Linked DNA regions of Homo sapiens: region 2 is linked to region 1. Evidence: chromatin loops called from intact Hi-C (ENCODE). Cell type or tissue: MCF 10A. All regions are shown on one strand. Each heading gives the region's core, and the rest is flanking DNA. Links, peaks and the distances in the headings are about the cores only.

Evidence for each region. Hi-C counts contacts between places; a loop is a spot of excess contacts. Peaks named below come from ENCODE experiments on the same cell type or tissue, not always from the same donor. Only the 100,000 strongest peaks of a DNase experiment are listed, where the experiment ranks them.
Region 2: a loop joins it to region 1, with 12 times the contacts of the local background. A loop is called at or near these places in 3 of 110 quality-filtered maps.

Annotation. Positions count from the first base shown.
Region 1 is chr18:75,404,328-75,414,906 of GRCh38, reverse strand. It overlaps SMIM21 (small integral membrane protein 21), which reads left to right. Exons shown (of 3, transcript NM_001037331.3): 3 at 3,998-5,431. The coding sequence ends at 4,043. It overlaps LOC105372200 (a long non-coding RNA gene), which reads right to left and starts at 9,461. Exons shown (of 4, transcript XR_935636.3): 1 at 7,815-9,461; 2 at 6,834-7,002. RefSeq lists an enhancer at 5,248-6,447. In MCF 10A, for the core only: no CTCF peak of the experiment used is centred there; a DNase peak (open chromatin) is centred at 5,836.
Region 2 is chr18:75,485,229-75,495,807 of GRCh38, reverse strand. No RefSeq gene overlaps it. Among named protein-coding and RNA genes, the nearest start is that of SMIM21, 63 kb to the right of the region's middle. RefSeq lists an enhancer at 5,194-6,393. In MCF 10A, for the core only: no CTCF peak of the experiment used is centred there; a DNase peak (open chromatin) is centred at 5,817.

The DNA.
Region 1 (10,579 bases), core at 1,022-9,021:
TTCAAAAACCAAGATGAACTTTCCCCCTCTTTTTTGCTGGTGTCACTCATCCCTGAGCGGGGTACGCAAAATACCAAAGCCAATTATGTGGTACGTTCAAAGGGTCCAAAACCACCCAGGGTGAAGCATCAGACCACCAGGTTTGTGTTTGCCAAATGCCCACTCTCCCGGATCCTCTTATTCTCTCTTCAAAAACAGACACAAAACAACAATAAGAAACATCCTCCATTCTTAGTGACAGCTGAGGGTTTGGATGATGCGGATGAGCTGGAGGAGATTTTCCATTCCTACCACAGCGAAGGCAACTGAATACATTCTCCTTAGCCACTGTAGTTCTCCAGAAAGCCCCTGGGCCCCAGAGGTAATGCAGGGCTCTCTTCTCCTTGACCCATCTTTCCCTTCCCCCAGTGCTCCTCCCTCTTCCTTCCTCCTCTGATATGTGGAGTGGGTTCCTCTTAAGTAGGAAGCCGGCAGGCATGTCGAGGCATCTTTTCAGCAGTCAATGGAGCAGGAGTTATTTTTTATTCTTTAGTGCAATTCCAGTCCCTAGCACAGTACTTGGCATGTAGTAAGTGCACAATAAATAGAGGAGTAACTTTGCATTTACATGAAAACACTTTTTGCAACCAAGCCACATTCTTTACATTTCCTTGGGGACAAAAAAAATTTATTTTTATCCTTTGATAATAAATTTTATGTCTACAATCAATAGTAACTTGGAACTCATCTTGGGAAACAACATGGATAGCCATGCTAGATAATGACTGTGTGTGTGTGTGTGTGTATGTGTGTGTGTGTGTGTGTGTGTATGTGTGTGTGTGTGTGTGTGTGAGACAGAGAGAGAGAGACTCCTAGGCATCATCATCCTAAGCAAGTACAAATCAGGAGTTTGTTTCTTTGCAAAATAAATAGTTGTTCTTTGTTTCTTTTGTTTTTGCTATTGTTTTCTAAGATAAATACTATGAAGGGCACAGCACTCATTTGAATGCCTATATGTCATTTATTTGATTAATTTATTAAACATATTTGAGGTGTCTACAATTTATTCATCCCTGTTCTAAGCAATGCAGATCACGTGTTGAAGTAGACAAGGTGTTTGCACTCATGAGACTTACAAGAAGGAAGACATCCTAAGTCAAGCAAGGATGGCCCTTATACAGAGATTCTGAGACAAGAGGGACCAGTCATATTCTAGAGACTGGGTCATAGAACCTGTTCGGTCTGGCTGGAATGAAAATTGCAAGGTGGGGGAAGTGGAGAAGAGAGGCAGGGGATGCTGAGAAATTGATTTGGAGGGAAGCAGATCATACCAGACCACGAATGGCCTTATGTGTCCTGTTTTATACTAATATCCTAAGAGCAATGGGAATCATTAAAGGGTTTAAGTACAGACATTGGATCTCTGCTCTGGAAAGAAGAGTTCAGCAGCAAAATGGGAGGTTACCGAAGGAGGCAAGATTAGAGGCAGGATGATAGTTACGTGTCTTCTCCAGATACAAGCCAGAGACCACTGGTTCAGGTAGGTAATTTCACAGGGGGTGATCAGGAGAAAATAAAAGCAGACAAAATCAAAGACATTTAGAATTCACAATAGTAAAGCCTGGAGATGGACTGGGTTTAGTGCGGAGACAGAAAGCTTGGCAGCTGAACATCTGGCATGGGCTAGGGCTCTGGAGGCTCAAATGGGGAGTAAAGAAAGAATCTCTGGGAGAGGGACTGTTGGATTCCACCTTAGACTTTCTTCAGGAAGCATCCTTAGGATGCCCAAGGAACACTCAGGTAGGGGGGCCCAGGAGCATCAGCGTGGAGGCCTGGAGCCTGGACCTCAGCGACTGCCAGCATGTTTTTGAGTGTCTCATAATCAGAACACAGGAAGTCCAAGAAGAGGAGACGATGCATTTGTACCAAAAGTTCATAGACAAGAGGCTATATATAGACCCAAAGGTGAGACTGCATTGGATTCAAATAAGAGTTCGGATTTGAATGAAAATACAGGCAAGGGGAAATTCAAGGTACAACGAACAGCAATGAGACTGGGGGAGGAGGAAGGAGAAAGAAAAACGGATACTGATCACAGAAATCCAGCAAGTGTGTTCGATCAAGTATTTTACTAGGAGTGGGGGTTCTGTAAACCTATAGGGAGTCTTCCTGAGACTCAGCACTCAGAGCCTGGCCTCTGGTACCCACATACAATACTCATCACTATCGTCAGGAGACTAGCTTTACTGTGACTCAAGGCACAGGGAGGCCAAGACATTTGGTCAATGTTTCATGTCAGAGCAACATGGGAGCCTATGTGCCCAGGGCCCCGTGATGCTTCCAAACCTCATACCTCCTCAGATGATGGTCACCTCACTAAGACTGTTGCCCGATTCTCAGCAGCATCCAATGTCAGAATAGCACTCTTTCCACAAACCAGGAAGATTCTGCCAGAAAAAGCAGCAGGCAGCAAAATATTCTTAGTACTTGGTGGAGGGATTCCCTTTCTTTCAAAACCTAATTAAGGACTGGCAAATAGAAATCTTGCTCAACTCAGGTTTTATATAGCAATTGATTGTTTTATTTAAGCGTCTGCTTTAAATTCACCGTATTTTCTTCGTTCCTTTCTTTCCTTCTTTCTTTATTTTTAACAAAGTTGCCCACACTCAACTATTGTGAAAACTCAGAATACAGAGATTGAGAATCTAAACCTTGTTTGTTTTCACATGTACTTGCCCTCTCTTGGAGAATTTGGGCTTCATCTGTTGAAGGCCAGAGGTCAGAACAGTGTTGATCCTGGAAGCTCAGGAAGCCTTGGGGGACATTTGGAAGTTTAGATATTCTGGGGTCCATGTTCTATGCCAAGAACTAGTCCCTCAGTGTGTAGCAGCAGAACAAGTGTAATGATTTGATTTCTTATAGCCACTGTCACCTTCATCTATATATTTGCTGGTGATTTATTAATATCTGTTCTACCTGTCTCGGCCTGCAGGAGACCTTGTATTGCTGCATGCCTTCTATAGAGCAGGGAGAAATGAAGGGAGCAGATGGGATTATGACTTATTTTCCAACGTTGAATTTATAAAAAGATCTTTTGTCAGACATTGCACAGCAGTTTGTAGGATGAAATTAATCCTATGAATAAAATTGCTAACCTCCACCTAAAATAGGTGCTTTATTTAAAGAAGGATCGATGAGGCTTGCTAAATATTATTTTTAGTGTTGATGAAAGATTTTCATAATATCAGGCTGCAAACATGGGCTAAAGTGGCAGTTCTGGATGCCATGCCAGCGTGCTGGAGCTGGCTAACGATGTCACCCACAATGTCAGTGAGGCAAAGCCACCCCTGAGCTGTCTCCAGGCCTCTGTCCCTCCTCTGCAATCTCAGGGTAGGAGAAATGTTTTTCTCAATGCATGTGAATCTAACTTTGGACACATCTCACAGTCTCATCTTCCAAGGATCATCATTCGTGAGTTAGACAGCAAAACGGTTAGCCGTGTCCACCATGTAACAAAACACATTCTTGAGGCCGTCAGGCCAAACCCCTGAGCTCTTTGTTCTTTGCCCAATGGTCTCATGGCTTCTGGTTTTTAGGGGAACATTATGACTGGTCTACTATTTTGGTGCTGCTTCTTTTTGAAAAGGTTCAGAAAGAGAGTTTATTTCAGAGTTCGCATATACTCGACTTCTATCTATCATCCTTTATACAAGGCTAGTAAGGGCTTTGAGAAGCCAGTGCATCCTACATTACTGTCTTTGTGGCCTTTGGTGTTTCATTCTCAGAGAATTATTCCAGGGTTCCTAGCTATTCTGAACTCAAAATTCCTGTTACCATCAAACAGTACTTGCTCCGGTGAGTATAATCCTCAGCCTCAAAACACTCCAAAATCTTGGGGGGAAAAATTAAATTTTAAAATGTGTTCATTAGATAAAAACAAATGGTCAATTTTATTGTAATATTTTGATTATATCTATCAAAAAAATAAAATGCTTTTTCCCCCTTTTGTCTCTTGCAGCTTTCTACGTTTGAAGTCATCCAGGAACACAGCAGAAGCAGAATAAATGACACTACGTTTCTCTCTCATGGCCTTCATACCATGGATTTCCCCTGCTCAAGATGAAAAGAAATTAAGAGGAAATCAGATTGCTTAGAGATAGCAGATTATTGCTCACTTTTTAAAAGGAGCTCCACAGAGAGAATGAAGAACGTGTAACTTTTTGCAATGATAATGTCTGCTTTGTTCTTGAGGGGCACTCTTCCTTTTTCTGTTCAGGAATATTCCGGAGGAGAGCTGCAGATGCCACCCAACCCTGCGAAATCTGCCCTGCGTGTCGAAACAGATCCAGCAGTGCAAAGAACTTCTTCATTAGGACATCAAGCCTGTAGTCATATTTTCAATTGCTGCTGTAACTTTTTCCTTGCAAGTGCTTTCACTTATTTCGGGACCACCTAAGGCTCTGTGTGGTATACAGCAACACAGTTTGAGATATTTCTGTGATGTTCTGTATATCATATAGTTGCTAACAACCTGTCAAAGTCATCCTGACACCAAACTGAGAAGCTGATGGTTTGGGTAACATATTAGAGGAGATGAAAAAACCGACAGTCCTCATTACTGTAATAAAACCAGCAGAGACACACTGAGAATCAATTACTGATTGTGACCTAATGAACTAACCCTCAGTCAAGTAGAAAACTGCACCAAGCCTCTTACATTATCAAATGATTTAGGATGGAGCACTGTCTGAAGACGGGCAACAAGTCGAGGCAGATGAGTTTTCTTATATTGTGGCTGACTTAATTACCTTGTTCCTGAGTGCAGAGATCAAATTGAGCAACTTAAGGTGCTAAAGCTCTGTGCCAGCTGGAAATGAAAAGGAAATAATTAACACCAACAAGAGCTACGTCTAAGGTTGTGGCACCTCCTGACAGAAGCAAGGAGACTCAAAGTTAAGGCGGCTGCAAAGTCCTTGACGAGGTGAGCCCTGCTCTATCCGCCTGGCTGGATTCGTCCAGGTTGCCTGTGGCAGCTGTGCACTGAAGAGTCCGGCTGGGGAGCCAGGGATTCAGAACTCACAGTGCAGCCTGACGACCAAAGGGCAAATCCACCTGAGGACCTGAGTGCAGATGGCTGGGCTCCCCGGAACAAAGTGGAGGAATGACAGAGGTGTAACTCTTACACCACAGCCTCCATCTGTGTGTCGCAGAGAAAAATACTATAATGGAGACTATTCTTACACACATACACACACACACACACACACAGAGTTCTTGTCACCGATGGAACAGTCTGTCTTTGTCTTTCATCTCCCACATTCATGTCCAGATCCCATTGCGCTGCATCACACGTGAACCCAGTGAGGTCAACAATGAATGGATGGTGTTCACAAAGAAACCAGCTTATGGAAGGGGACCTGTTACAATTCTTTGAATTAAGTTCTTGGAAGCCATTTTTCATCTCATTTGTCACTATAGTGTTCTTCTCTTCACACATGCAGGGGTGGCAAGGCATCAAACCAAAACATGGCAGGCTCCTTCACTGCCAGACTAGGAGATGAATCCTGGGTACACTGAAAAGGAAGCACTCAGAAGCAGTGACAGTGATGACAATCGAGGCCCCAGGTTCACATCCCTCAGTCCTCCCATGAAGGATCTAGTCCCACTCAGAGGACACGCCCAGGCTGCATCTGCACTACCTGTACTTCCCAACAGGCATTTGGAGAGGAGAGACTCAGCTCTGTCAACATAAAGCTCTGTGAAGCCAGCTTGAGTGCTTCCCACAAAGGGTTGAGTGGGATTAATCTCCCCACATCACTGATGAATCAGTCCCATCAGCACTGCATGTGGCATCATCAGACCACAAGGACACACTTCATGAAGGGGTTTCTCAGTATTGAGTCATCACTCGAAGACCTGACACACAAATGAGTCACAGCTGGGAGAGTGTTTGGAGAAATGGGCATTTGAGAAATGGGCTGTGTAGGCCGTATCCCCTCCATAGGAAGTCGGCAAACTAGGGCGAGGCAAGGATGCTCCCACTGCAGCCACACACTACAAATCAGGGGCAGGGATGCTTAACTCTGCCCAACTTTAGATGAGTTTTAAAAAGCAGCACTTCTCAGACCTAGTTAAATGCAGATTCTGATTCATAGGTCTGGGTGAGGCCAGAGATTGTGCAATTCTAACAAATCCGCGACAATGCCGCTGGACTTGCCTGTGTTTGAACTATCCTGGGAGCATCACGGCCTCAAATCTTCTGTTCCTTCCCCCAGGGTCCTTATCCAGTTGGGCAGACATACTAGACATTCTAACTACATCCTATGAGCACAATCATAAGTCCTATGAGCAACTTACCACTCCAAAGGAGGTAGATGGAACTGAGTGCTCTGGTAAATTTCTGGAGCACCAGGCCCCTTGGCCAGCCCAGTCTTCAAGGCCCACTTTTGGGAGCATGGCCTTTAAGGCCCTCACACGAGCAAGCCAATAAGTGGTAAGGAGCAGAGCAGAATTCCCCAGGGGCTGGAGGGTAGGTGTTGATCAGGCCCAGGCAAGCACAGCACAGTCAAAGTAAACCCATCCAGGCCTGTGTACCCTGCCCCGACCATGAGACTCCCTGGAGTTAGTTGAGTCTGACCTGAGAGCAAGGTACAGTCACCGGGAGTAATTTTCAAATTAATGAATTGTGTACAGACCATGAGGCAACTGCTTGTCCAGATGCCTTTCATAGTCCACTGATGGAAGCATTCACTAGGCTCCTTGCAGAACTGAATGCTGCAAAAAAGAATTACACAACATCCAGAAACTTGAAAAAGAGGGAAGGGAGATTTGGTACAGGCATCTCGCTCACTAACCTGAGTCTTTGTTGAATGAGAACACGGTGCCTGGTGCGGCCACTGCTGCCACCAGGGACGCCAGGCCAAGCCATCATTCAGTGCTGCTCTGCAGCGTGCTGCCCTGCCCTCCTGAAAGCTGCGTGATTCATTGGATTTAATATTGTCCTGAGTCTCACTCCAGGGAATTCTGCAGGAATGTTGTTCAAAAAAAAAAAAAAAGAAAGAAAGAAAGAAAAAAAAAACAGCCATTTCAAACAGTCTGTAGGCTCCGTTCTATAAAATAGGTTATTAACTTGCAGTGATGGCAGCCAATAGTTCAATTGCTGTAAGGTCACAGGTTATTCAATGGGAAGGACCACATTTTCGATTGTTTTACCCTGACTCCCCGCTGATATGCAGGCTTTACCAGGATTAGTGTTAAAATCCTCACTGTGAAACGCAAAGCCCAGAAAGAAAGCCGCATCCTGCTCGCCTCCGCCTCTGAACCAATGCGGGACCTGTAAATACTCCTCCCCTTGGCTGCTCTCAAGTCCCTTTACGATGAGGCTGGCTTGTAGCAGCGAAGGGGTCGCGCGGGGACTCTCTCCACCTCCTCCAAAGACTATATAATAGCCCATGCAGACATTTCCTGATGTTTAAAATCTCTCCAATTTTCCTCCTCTGCTCCTGCATTTTTAATCTCTGGAATGCCTATGACTGGACGCATGTGCCTACTCCTCCCCACCCCCATCCACCAACATGAAAAGAAGATTCTGTCTGGATTTGGGTCTGCTCTTTTCTGGATACCTACGGGAAGTTCATCGGGTGCTCTCTTACACTTGCCAAGCTGAATCAGGCCCCCAGAGGGTTTCCCTCCCACATTGCCTTCCCGCATCATGAGGGAGGCTGCTGCTGTCTGAAACATAATAAACGTTTCTTAAAATTCCTTTCCGATCACACCTAAACTCTGACAAGTATTTGCAGCTTCTATCTCCTTTGAATTTAAGGAGGATGACAAACCTGAGCACAGAACAAACAATATCTCCACCTAATGATTGCAAGCCCAACTTCCAGGACTTGACTTCCGAGGCCTTACTGACTTCCGGAACTTGGCTTCCGGAGCCTGACTGACTTCCACAGCCTGACCCGGAAGGCTTTGGTAATTTTGAACCGGAGCTTTTTCAGGAATCTGCGGGCTTGGTGTCTGAGGCCCTCACAGTCAAGCCCCATCCACACACTGGACATCACAGCTCTGCCCCATGGACAGTGCAGATAATGTTTAATTGAAAACAAAAGTGTCATTTTGGAAGGCCTGCCCCACCCCACGCCCCCACCTGACACACGTGGAGGCTTCAGAGTGTGCAGGGCTGAGCCTCACGACCTTCTCCCTCGAATGTTCCCTGAAGCCCCTCGGATCTCTTGACACAGGCGCCTTCTCCATCCCTGCCGCCCGCTGCTCTCACCGAGGGAGGCTGCTGTCGCCACACCCTGAGCTGGGCTTCGCGGTTGAGATTCACAGTAACTCGCCTCAAAGAAGCTACCGGCAGGGAAACATCTCCTCAGGGTATGTCTGCTCCCAAACAGACGCCACTTGGAAAAGATCACGTTTGCTGTTTATCTTCTATTTGCCACAGTAGTACACGAAAATAGAGTATTTGCAAGAAATTAAGAAGAACAACGAAACTGAAACTACCTGATGATCCCACCCTTGAGATAAACACGGGTAACATTTTGTAGGATTGCTTTTCAGTCTTCTCAGTCCCATTTCAAAAACAGCACAACATACAGTGTGAGATCTCTTGAAAGTTGTCAACCATGGGCTTTAGACCGAACTTGGGAATGAATATTCTGCCTTTTCTGTTCACGGCCTGCGTACGTTTCCCACCTCTGCCTTTCCTACCCCTCTGAGTGTTCTTGGAGGAAACCATGGTGTGCCCACGAGGCCATTCTGGGGATATGTTTAAAACTCCTCCTTCACAGAAACAGCCAAAGGGTGAAAGTATAAATCAGCTGCCCAGTGTTCAAAAAAAAAAAATCAACCATGCAGGGTTCAGGCTGGCCTTCCCAGCAGCCGAATGAGCAGAAGGGCTCAATGCTCTGCAGATTTGGGGATGTGCCCTAACACATGAAAGACTTGTCATCTGAAAATCACCGGGGGCCATGGGGGCCTCCACTAAGGTCCTCAGAGGCCTTCCTTCATCCACACACAGCCGGGCAACTCCAAAAGATGCTGTGCCCTGGGCAACATCCGAGCACTTCTTTTTGAAGGCTCAAAACAGGCCGTGTGCCACCCACATAGCACCTGGCCTTCCCCTTCACAGCAGGTAGCTGATGTCGCTGTTGGTCTGTACTTGGAGGTTATTTGATGCTTGTCTGTCTTCCCCCATGAGATTTTAAACTTCACAAGAATAGCGACTTTGCCACTTATGCTCAGAATTTTATTTCTAGTGCCTAAAACCAAGGTTCTCAACAAATATTTGGTGAGTAGATGAAGAAATAACAAGTGGGTGAGTAAAAAGGGTGGAATTTCCAAGGCTAGTATGACCAATAGCTGGCCCAACCAAGATCATTCCCCTCACAAGCTGTCACTCCTCCTTTACCCCCAACCCTCCACCTCTACACCTTACCTACCGTGTGTGACTCTGAATCACCCACCAGGAAGGCAAAACTGAGACAACTAAAGAGAATACAAGGGCACACGCCTTCCTGTTAAGGTCCTGACAGTTTATGACGCTAAAAAAAAAAAAAAAAAAAAAAAAAAAGGTAATACTGGAAGCATCTAGCTATGATCCTGATGATTTGAGAAAAGCCACAAAACTTGGCTAATTGGGATCATCTCCCTTTTATAAGCTCCAAATTTGATGGCCCTTCAAAGACACTTTCTAAATCCTACCTCACACTACCTATCATTCTTAGTAGAAGCTACCCACTTTCCACAAAGTAATACAGACTATCAGATAATGAGTTTCTAGAATTTATCTATGCCCACCCAGTCTATCTTTGCACTTCTGTTAGAGAAAAAGATACTCCTGTACTTCTCCAAATCTGACCAGGCTACTTTTGACTCTTTCAGTCTCTCTCCCCACAACCTTTCCCCACACATGCACATACATAGACACACACATATATCTTTAATCTTTCCGTTTAATTTGTCTTCTTCTCTCCCATCTGTAAACATGCTCAAAACTCTTCTTAAAAATAAAACATAAGTGCCCCAAATCATAAAACGACTTCTCTTCTCCAACTCTCTCTCAGGATAAGGACCATCTTTATCTCTCACTTGTAGAGAGAAAACTGTATGCAAAGAAATGGAAACCCATTTGCCCCTATCACAAATCAATTTCTGCTCACACCACTGCTGAGATAGCTCTCTACTAAATAATCAGTAATTCCCTAGTTGCCAAATCCAAGGATATGCACACTAAACAATCTCTTTATAGCATTTGATATTGCTAACAATCCCTTACTTCTTGAAACATTTTTCCCTTAGCTTCCAGGATATCAGTATCTCCTGACTTTCTTCCAGTTTTTCTGAATATTTCACTTCGATCTCTTGGGGATGGATTCTCCTCCTCCACCCACTCCTCAAATCTTGACGTTTTACCATGAAATAAAGGGGTTCTTCTGGTCTTTTGTTCTGAAGCCACATCCTTTCCCTGTGTTAACACATTAATTCTTTTGGCTTTAATTACTATTTTGAGATGTTAATAACTTTGAAATCTGTGTCTCTGGTTCCGACATCATTTCAAAGTGGCAGAACCTTAGGTCTGGCTGCCTCTGGAGTC
Region 2 (10,579 bases), core at 1,577-9,576, 80 kb before region 1:
ATCTGAAGTCAGGAGTTTGAGACCAGCCTGGCCGACATGGTGAAACCCTGTCTCTACTCAAAATACAAAAATTAGTCAGGCGTGGTCACGGGCGCCTGTAATCCCAGCTACTCAGGAGGCTGAGGCAGGAGAATCGCTTGAACCCAGGAGGTGGAGGTTGCAGTGAGCCGAGATTGTGCCACTGCACTCCAGCCTGGGTAACAGAGTAAGACTCCATCTCAAACAAACAAAAATAGTAATTGTGTTTGTGAAAATAAAATGATTCACTCCCTTGTGTAAACGCATGTGGCCTCTATTTGGCTGTGACAGCTTAAAAAAAACCTCTTTTTCAAATTTCATTTTTCTTTTCCAAATGTAATCTGTGACTTTTATGCACTGCCGGAATAAGAAGTGGCTTTTCAGAGGCAAAAATAAAAATATACTTTTTTAAAAGCCATCGGTACTTCCAGGGAATAGCTTGGAAACAAGGATGTAGTTGCTATCTAAGCCATCTATTTCTTCACGTTTAAATTTTACTCTGAAAGTTACATTGGAGAAACCACATTTTCCATTTTAAAGGGGCTACTCGTATTTGGTGACATTGCCTCCACCCAGAGGGCTCCTTCCTGTGTGTTTTTCTCGCAGCTTCTTTCCTGCCTGGACGTCCACTGCTTGCCAGGTCAGTACCCGGAAAAGTCAGCAAGAAAGGCAGGGCCAAAGGGCAATTGGCTGAAGCGAGACCCCTGCATGGGTGCAAGGCAAAGCAAGCTTTCCTGAGCACCAGGGGACCTGCCTGAACTCACTGCAGATACACATGCAAGTGCTAATCACAAGGCCACTGTGAGTCGTGTTAGGTAGGGAAACAAGCGTTCTAAACGAAAGCAAGTAAGGTCACACAATTCCTCCACTGACACCAATGCATCTTAAAGGTTCAGATGTAGAGAGACAGAGATGAGAGTTTTAGAAAACATTAATATTTACTATCCACGTTCCATATTAGCACCTGATAGGGCAGAATTTTGTGTAAAAAATGGCTACATGTCAATCTAGTAAGAATCCACTTACTGAAATAAATTCTACCATGGAAAGACCTAAGAAAAAGGAAAAGTCTAATAAATTAATCAAAATGATATCAACATAATTGAACAGAACCCACCGAATAAGTAGCATGGAAATCTCTATTTAGGTGCTTGCCCGTGTGTTAACTTCCGAAGCCCTTATACTTAAAAATTATTATACTTTCATACAAAATAAACATATAATATATATTGAGAAAGAAAATTCTAAATCGTTATGCTTATAAAAATAATAAACTAGAAATATATGGCTTTTAAACATTAACTTTTAAATTCAAAACTATTAAAACTAAGTTATTAAATAAAGTCAATGTAACAAAATTTTCTACTGGTCTTTCATAATAACTCTCTAGTCAATCAATTTACGAATTGATAGTGGAGTAATACATTTGTGTCTTTTCTACTAAAAGAACATGTAACTAAAATCCAAAGTTACTATGTTTTATTGTTTAATTAAAAATTTGAACCCTAACTTGGTTATTATGTAACAATATTATAAATACCATAATAATGTGTGCTGTTCGAATGGGGTCTCCTTTTTCACTCTTCAGACACTGGAGGCTTTGGGTTTTGTTTTACTTACAATAGTTTTGTAATTTGGGACAGCATGAATAATTAGCAGGTCTCTTATGCTATGTCCAGGTGTGAACAAGCCATCATTAACATCCAGATGAGCTGTCCGCCCAGAGTGAAGACCTGAGCGAAATCTCTCCCAGAATTCTGAGCTGCAGAGTTGATGCTCAGTGCTTATTTTAATGTTTCCTGGGATCTGCAACTTACCTAAAACACATGCACACATCCAATGTCAGAAGTTTTAATTTGGTTTTTCTAAATATTCTCAGGATAATCCAAATCCAAATAGAATCTCTCATTATAATGAACACATTGTTTTATACATTGTGTTCTCAAAGAAATTGAAATGAGTCACTGACTAGAAACAAACCATAGATTGGCATCAGTTCCGGATGAGCCTCATGGAACTGTATTCTGCCATATCTAGCCTGGTACCTCCCAAAACTGTCAGCATGCCAAGTGAACCCTCAGACTGAATTTAGAGGGACTGTATTGGGAGGTAAGGTTGGAGTAGGTAAGGTCCTCGAATGTCCTCATTCAAGAGCCCTTTCTCTGGAGAGTCTTTCCCTGTGGACCTGAGAGCTAGCATCTCCACCGGCCTTTAGTGCAGCCCTCAGACCCTCTGTTACTCAGGGCTGCCTGGCTGAATTAAGCAAGGAGAGCTGAGAAGAGTTAACTGTACGTTTTGGAGGGAATTTCTCCCACTGTCATTTGTCAACTCGTTGCTTTGTCTAGGTGACACTTGTTTATTCACATGGTATTAGCATGCTCTCATGGATCTGAAAAAGAAGTCAGTTTTCCAGGGAAAAACAGGTATCTCTACTCTGAACCCTGGGACCTGATGGGCTTGTGTCTCTGTATGCCCAGGTGCATGGGAAATGCATGCACTGCTGGTGATCTAACAATGCCACCCTGAACTCTCCCCATGATTTGCTACCTATTCCCAAAAACCTAAGAACCTGGGCTATGGCCAGCAGTAAGTGAGCAGAACAAAAGAAAGAAAAAGTCTTCATAGTATTTATGGTCCATGGCCTAAGTAGAAGGAAATACCAGAAATTTCCAAGAGAGGGACTGTTTCCAGGAGATTTTTCAGACTAATTTTGCATAACCACATTTACTTATCCAAGAGTCTTAGTTTGAATTAAGCATTTGAACTTCCGGGTGCTCATTTGAACCAAAGCCAAACTCTGAACTTTTTAGGTTTCCCTGTCATTAATCAAAATTTCGAAGATCAATGGCATGTAATGAATCAAGTATAATAGCCACCATCAATTGCAATAGCAAGGAGCCACACCAGGGGAGTACCAGAATGCTATGTTGGATAAAAATCAATCTGGCTTTGAATACCAAGTGAATCGACACTGAGATCTGATACGGAGAGAAGCTGACGCCATGGGTCAGAGGCATCTGCCATGGATAAGGAGAGGCGAGCTGCCCAGCCGCACCCAGAACACACCAAACACAGACCTTGAGGCACTTGCAGGAGGTGGCGTTGGAAGGCCTAGAATTCATGTGCTGCCCTGGCATCTCTAAGCCTCCTGGGGCCCCAGAAGCTTAACCATGAGCATCCCTGCTCTGGCCAGAAAGGCCCCCACACAATGAGAAAGACCCCATCCAACTAATTCCCCTGTCAACTGAAAGAGCCCCACCCCACTGGTCCCCCCACTGAACTAACAGGTTTCACTTCCCTGCCAGTGCACAGAGTTCTGCACACAATCCCACCTCCCCACGGAAACCAGGGGGCACCCCACCTCTTGTTACTACAAAGCCCCTGCTTGTTCTGCTGGAGTCTCTGCTGTTGAGTGCAGTCCCTGCGTGGCCCTGTGTTGTGTGCAATGTCTTCTCCTGGGGCCCTGAGTAGGTTTAATTAATAAACTTCTGTTTAATTTTCCCCATCGGGTCTTGGGTGTCATGTGTCCAGCCATCTCCTACTGTTTAGAGTGGGGGATCCTTTCTCCCACAACAGGGTGAAAAAGGGGTGATCAAATAGAGTGAGGATGTCTGTCGAGGACAATTTTGCAAATATAAGGACATTTGTGGAAATATTTCAAAAATAAAAGCCAGAGAAAATTATTTACTAAGAAGTATTTAAAACAGGACTCCAAACTCTCCTCGTGAGAGGTGTGTACATGTCTGTATACGCTGTGCACACACAAGGGAAACTGCATTATCAGGGATGGACTCTGAGTTTGGTGCAGGTCTGCTGTATACCTGCATTCCAGGAAGTTATATATCCTGGAACACTGGACCCAGAGAATACTAACAGATGTGTTGAAAAATATATGGTCTGTGGTCAAACAGGCTTGAGAAATGCTGACTGTAACAAACCTAGGTTTATTACTAATGTGTATTCTAAACCATCCCACTTACTTGTAGGGCCAATATTCCACAACAACCAATGCCAGCCTACTTAATGACTTTTGTGCTTACAAAAAAAAGCAAAGTAAGTAATCGAACATATTTTTGAACCTGTCCCCATTTTCCCACTTTTCCCCATAAATAATACACGTATTTATTTGGCACAGATAAAAAAGAAAGTAAAATCATAAGCCATCTGAAGGCATCTTCAACGAATGCTCATTCCTTTGGTCGCTCCTCCTCACCAGCATCATGCCCCACCACAAACCACAAAACATTCCCAAAATTTTGAATGCTTCTTCCTCTTTCTCAGTACATTTTCCTCATTAATAAGCAAGTGGACACCTTTAGACTCATATTCAGCCCTGCAAAGATAAAAGATGACTTGCGCAGGAAAATAAAGAGTAGTGTCCAACAAAAACACAATTGCATTTGATATAGAGGAAGACACAAAACACAGCTCCATTAATATTTTAATATTTGTTTTGGAAATGTCAGCCCATTGGTATTCAGAATATATAATTCATCATACTGTTTTTGTTTACAGAGTGTACATTGTAAAATCTCTTGATTCTAAAAGTTTTCAGGATAATATTTCGGAGAATTTTCCCACCAAGACAATACTGAAGACTAGATTGATTAAAGACAGACAGAGACAAAGAAAGGGGATAGAGATAATGATAAGCAATGTAGGAAAGAATTAGAGCCACGTAAGGTAAGGAAGGTGAGTTTGATATGCTAGACAACGGTGAGATCTACTCATTGACAAAACAAAAAGTATCAAAGACTATCTTAAAGAGCTCTAAGAATTATTTTGTACAAGAATGCTTAAATTTAATTTTAAACAAATGTATTTATTTTTAATGATTAAAGTCCAAATTGACTGTTTTACTTGGTTGCATTCTTACCATCACTGATTAACAGAAAATAATGCATACACCAGCACTATAAAATTCATAGCAGCATTAGTATAGCTAAAATAATTCAGTCATTTAGAAATTATTAAGCTAATACTATTAAACATGGTTGTACTAGATACTAGAAACAAATGCATGATTCAGACATAGTCCTTGTCCTCAAAGAATTTATAGTCTAGTCACACATTATTAAAAATATACACCAGGTTTTAATCATTCTTGCTGTTGATTTGAAGGAAAACGTCTTTTTTAGAAAATGTAAGCAACCTATACAATTGAAATCACTTTAGCCAATGGTTAAAAGTGTTTTATTTTAGTTAGTTGGTTCATACAAAACCATTTCAAATATATGGTTACCTGGACAAAAAAAGCAAGATGTCAAATGCAAGGGATAATATGACTATATCTTTATGCTCCTTGCATTGTCTCTTGGGTCATAATTTATAATAATGAAGTAATCAGCACTAAACCGTTCTTAACCCATGGCCCAAATTGGTATTTCATAAATAATATCTTACTAGAAATAAGTGACTGTACTTCTAAACCAAGATACTTGCCAAATCAATGAGGAGTAGGTGGTTTATTCAAAAAATGTTCTTCAGACAACAGACTAATTGCAAAGGGAAAAAAAACGTTAGATGTCTTATACCTTCAAGGAAAATAAGTTCCAGTTGAATTTTAAGATATTCATGTAAAAGTGAAACTATAAAAATAATAATAAATTATGGGGTAAATAATTACAAAAGTTTGGAGTGAGGACAAAGTGTCTTCAAACATGACATCAAAGCCAAAGCCGTAAAGGCCATGGCTCCGATGAGACGCATCTCTTTCAAGTCGGGGAGTACCACTGGTGCTTGTCATACAGGGTGTGTTCATTTTCCACTGCTGAGTAACACATTACCACAGACTGAATGCCTTAAAAGAACAAAAATTTACTATCTCACGATTTTTGTGAGTCATGAATTTGATGCATTCCACTTAGGGCCTCCGCTCAGCATTTCCCCAGGCTGAAATCTTGGTGTTGCCTGGCTGATCCTCATCCTGAAGCTGCACTAGAAAAAAGACCCACTTCTAAGTTCCCGCAGATGGTTGGCAGAATTCACATCCCTGTCGTCTAGCCAAGGCCCCCATTTTCTTACCAGCTGTCATCTAGGAACCCCTCGCTTCCCAGGAGTCTCTCTCAGGTCCTCACTACGTGTCCCTCTCTGCAGACAATTCAAACACGGCTGTTTGCTTCTTCAAGGCCGCAGGAGAATCTATTACTTAGAATCTCTCTTCAGGGAAGGCCTGAGCTCTCTTTTAAAGGATTTACCTGATTATGTCAGGCCAACCCAGACTGAGTCAACTAATTAAGAACCTTAAATACATCTGCAAAAGCCCTTCACTTTGCCATAAAATATTTACGGGAGCAAAATTATGTGAGGGTGACAAGCTCCACCCACACTCCAGGGGAGACGATTATCCAGAACCTGTCTAGAGGGTGGGGATGCTGGGGGCATCTTAGCATTCTGCTTCCATTCAGAAGGAGACCAATAAGTACTTTTAAATAAATGAATGACAAAATAATCCATCCAAAGAAACTTTAAGAGTGAACTTCAAACCCAGAAAAACATTTTGTGACAATACAATTTTTATTTTAGTCCACTAAGCCATAATTTTTTAATGTGCAAATAATATGAAAAGGACATTTATAAATGATTTTAAAATATGTTACATGTGATCAATTTCACAAACAATGAAATAAATGCAGATAATAACGAGATATTTACGTAAGAGTTTGGTGAAAACCCTTTTTAAGAGAACACACGGCGTTGATGCAGAAGTGTAAGAAATCATACTTCATACCACATCATACCTCGAGAAAATAAATTGATATAACCTTTATGGAGAACATTTTAGCAATATGTATCAAACACTTTTAGAGAGCTCATCCCTTTGACCTGGAAATTCCATTTTTAGTAATTGATCCTAAGGGGGAAAAATTGATAAGAATGCAAAGATGGATGTACCCCATCTGGATCAAAATAGCAGAGTAAGTGCACTCATTTTTTACCCTTTTCGCCCAATATCCCACCAAATTCAAAACAAGATAGAGAACAGAGACATCACTAGCAAGCCATAAATTTTGGCACATTTTTCTGGAGACAGCATCAAAGTCACACACAATAAATGTTATCACAAAACTAACAAAAAAAAAGACAGAGAAGGCAGAGGCAAAGAGAGTTACAGCCCATACTACATTAAAGAAAAGTCTTCAAAGATACTTCTCTTGTTTGCCTTGATCCAAACACAGAAGTAGCTGTTGGGAGAGCAAGAGTAGGCTGTGGAGAAATGTGTCCGGCTTCAGTGTCACTCTTGTCATTAACCTTGTCTTATGCATTTGTTTACATACTGGTCACTCTTGCCCCACAAGACTGTAGGTTCCATGATGACTTCAAACATTAAAATATCAAATAGTAATAATGAAACCCAACAGTGACAAGAAAAAAAAAAGCTTGTTGGGGGGCGGGGTGGGGGTGAAGACCGTGGGAATCAATCTAAATCAATCTAACTTAAAATCAATCACTTAGATTGTACCAAAGTAATAGATCCATCACCCAGCACCCCAGGATCTATCACTGTGCGAGGTCCCACTCCCTGCAGGGGTGTCTGCGTTACTGGGAATGAATGGAGCCCAGCCACATTGGTTCCTGCCTAGACACAGACCTTTGAGAATGTGAGAATTACATGATGTACCACAGGGAAAGGAATGTCTGGCTCAGGTCATAATTTTTTTTGTTACATCCATTATTGTTCTGGATGTTACTATTGTTGTTGTTATCAGGATTTTAACCTGGTTGTGTACTTCAACCACATGTAAACCAAATGCTCCTTAAAATTATCTAACTTGGCCTCTTGATCTATTCTTTACCTATCCCATTATCAGAAGAGAATGAGCCTGGAACCCCACGTCTATAAGCTATGAATGCTAGTGGGCACTTTTGATATCATTAGCTACTTGGGTTATTATCAGTTGTAGGAAAAGTTCGGCAGCATATTTGTCATATCACTATTCAATAATGACTGGAACAGAAATAAATGCAGGTATCATAATTCCTATCTTGCTATTTGACATAAATTTTGTCAACAGCTATACCCAAACACTCTCACAGTATCCTGACTAATGCAAATTGATTTCTGATGCTTCAGTCGACTATTGAATAGTCGACTGGGGATATTTTAATATCCCCAGACAAAAAGAAAAACAAAACAAAAATGTGATTTCATTTATATGGCTAAAATATATCGTCATTAATTGTATAGGAATGATTTCCAGTGGGCTGAAGTCAGGGAAATGGCTGACTAAATAGAAGAGATAACCGAAAAAAAATACATCTAAGTGGATGTATTACGAGAAAGGATGTATAGAAGAAATAAAGGAAGAATAGGTTCATTGCTACAAGCCCAGGTGTTTCAGCTTAATTCCTTGCTCAAGCTCTCTTTGTTCAGGTTATGGGAGAAATGGACCCCCAGCAGGAGTGGAATCAACTTCCGACTTCATCAGGATTCTGAAGGGAGATTCACATATGGGACATCACCACATGCTACCACAGCAACACTGAACATTGAACAGAATGTAGAGAGATTTTGTGTATACCCACTCCTCCTGCATATACATAGGCTGCCCCTAGTCAGCATCCCAAACTGGAGCGGTATATTTGTCATAGTCAATGAATGTACATTGACACATCATTGTCATGCAAAGTCCATGGTTTACATTAGAGTTCACTCTTATACGTTCTATGGGGTTGGACAAATGATTCTAAATTTTTTATGGTTACTGTAGCCTTGTAGTATGGTTTGAAGTTGGGCAACATGATGCCTCCAGCTTTATTTTTTATTCTTAGGACTGCCTTGGCTATTCAAGTTCTTTTTTGATTCCATATGTATTTTAAACTAGCTTTTTTTCTAATTTTGTGAAGAATGTCATTGTTAGTTTGATAGGAATCGCATTGAATCTGTACATTTCTTTTAAACAGTATGGCCATTTAAAAAATATTGGTTTCTCCTATCGATAAGTATGGAATATTCTTCCAAAATTGAGGAGGAGGGACTCCTTCCTAACTCATTCTATGAGGCCAGCATCATCTTGATACCAAAACCTGGTAGGACATAGAAATAAAAGAAGACTTCAAGCCAATGTATTTGATAAACATAGATGCAGAAATCCTCAACAAAATACAGCAAACTGAATCCAGTAGCACATCAAAAAGCTAATACACCATGATCAAGTAGGCTTTATCTCTGGGGTGCAAAGTTGGTTCAACATACACAAATCAATAAATATGATTCATTATATAAACAGAACTAAAAACAAAAACACATGATCATTCAACAGATATAGGAAAGGCTTTCAATAAAATTCAGCATCCCTTCATGTTAAAAACCCTCAACAAACTAGGCATTGAAGGAACATACCTCAAAATAATAAGAGCCATCTATGACAGCCAACAGCCAACATCATGCTGAAGGGACAGAAGCCAGAAGTATCATCCTCGAAAACCGGAACAAGACAAGGATGCCCCCTCTCACCACTCCTATTCACCATAGTACTGGAAGTCCTAGCCAGAGCAATCAGGCAAGAGAAAAAAATAAAAGGCATCCAAACAGGAAGAGAGGAAGTCAAATTATCTCTTTTTGCAGGCAATATGATTCTATACCTAGAAAACCCACAACCTCTGTCCAAAAGCTCCTCGGTCTGATAAACAACTTCAACAAATTTTCAGGATACAAAATTAATGTACAAAAATCAATGGCATTTCTACACACCAACAACCTCCAAGCTGAGAGCCAAATCAAGAATGCAATCCCATTCACAATCCACAGAAAGAATAAAATACCTAGGAATACAGCTAACCAGGGAGGTGAAAGATCTTTACCAAAAAAAAAAAAAAAAAAATTACAAACACTGCTCAAAGAAATTGGAGATGACACAAACAAATGGATATCCATGCTCATAAACAGGAAGAATCAATATTGCTATCATGGTGATCCTGCCCAAAGCAATTTAAATATTCAGTACTATTCCTATCAAACTAACAATGAAATTCTTCACAAAATTAGAAAAAAAAACTATTTTAAAATACATATAGAACCAAAAAAAGAGCTCAAAGCTCCAATAGCCAAGGCAATACTAAGCATGAATAACAAAGCTGGAGGCATCATGTTACCTGACTTCAAATTATGATACGACATACAGTAACCATAAAAATTTCAGAATCAGTTTGTGTCAACATTCACAAAATAACTTGCAGAATTTTGATTCGGATTACATTGAATCTAAAGATCAAATTAGGAAGAACTGACATTTTGACATTATTGAGTATTCCTATCCAATAACATGAAATATCTCTCCATTTATTTAGTTCTTCTTTGATTTCTTTCATCAGAGTTTTGTAGTTTTCTTCATAAAGATCTAGCACATAGTTCATTAGGTTTATACATAAGCATTTTATTTTGAGGGGTGGTGATGTAAATGGTACCATGTTTTTAATTTCAAATTCCAGTTGTTCATTGCTGACATATAGGAGAGTGATCAACTTTCTTGTTAACCTTGTATCCTACAAACTTGCTGTATAATTGCTTATTAGTTCCAAGAGTTTTGTTGTTGTTGTTGATTCCTTTGGATTTTCTGCA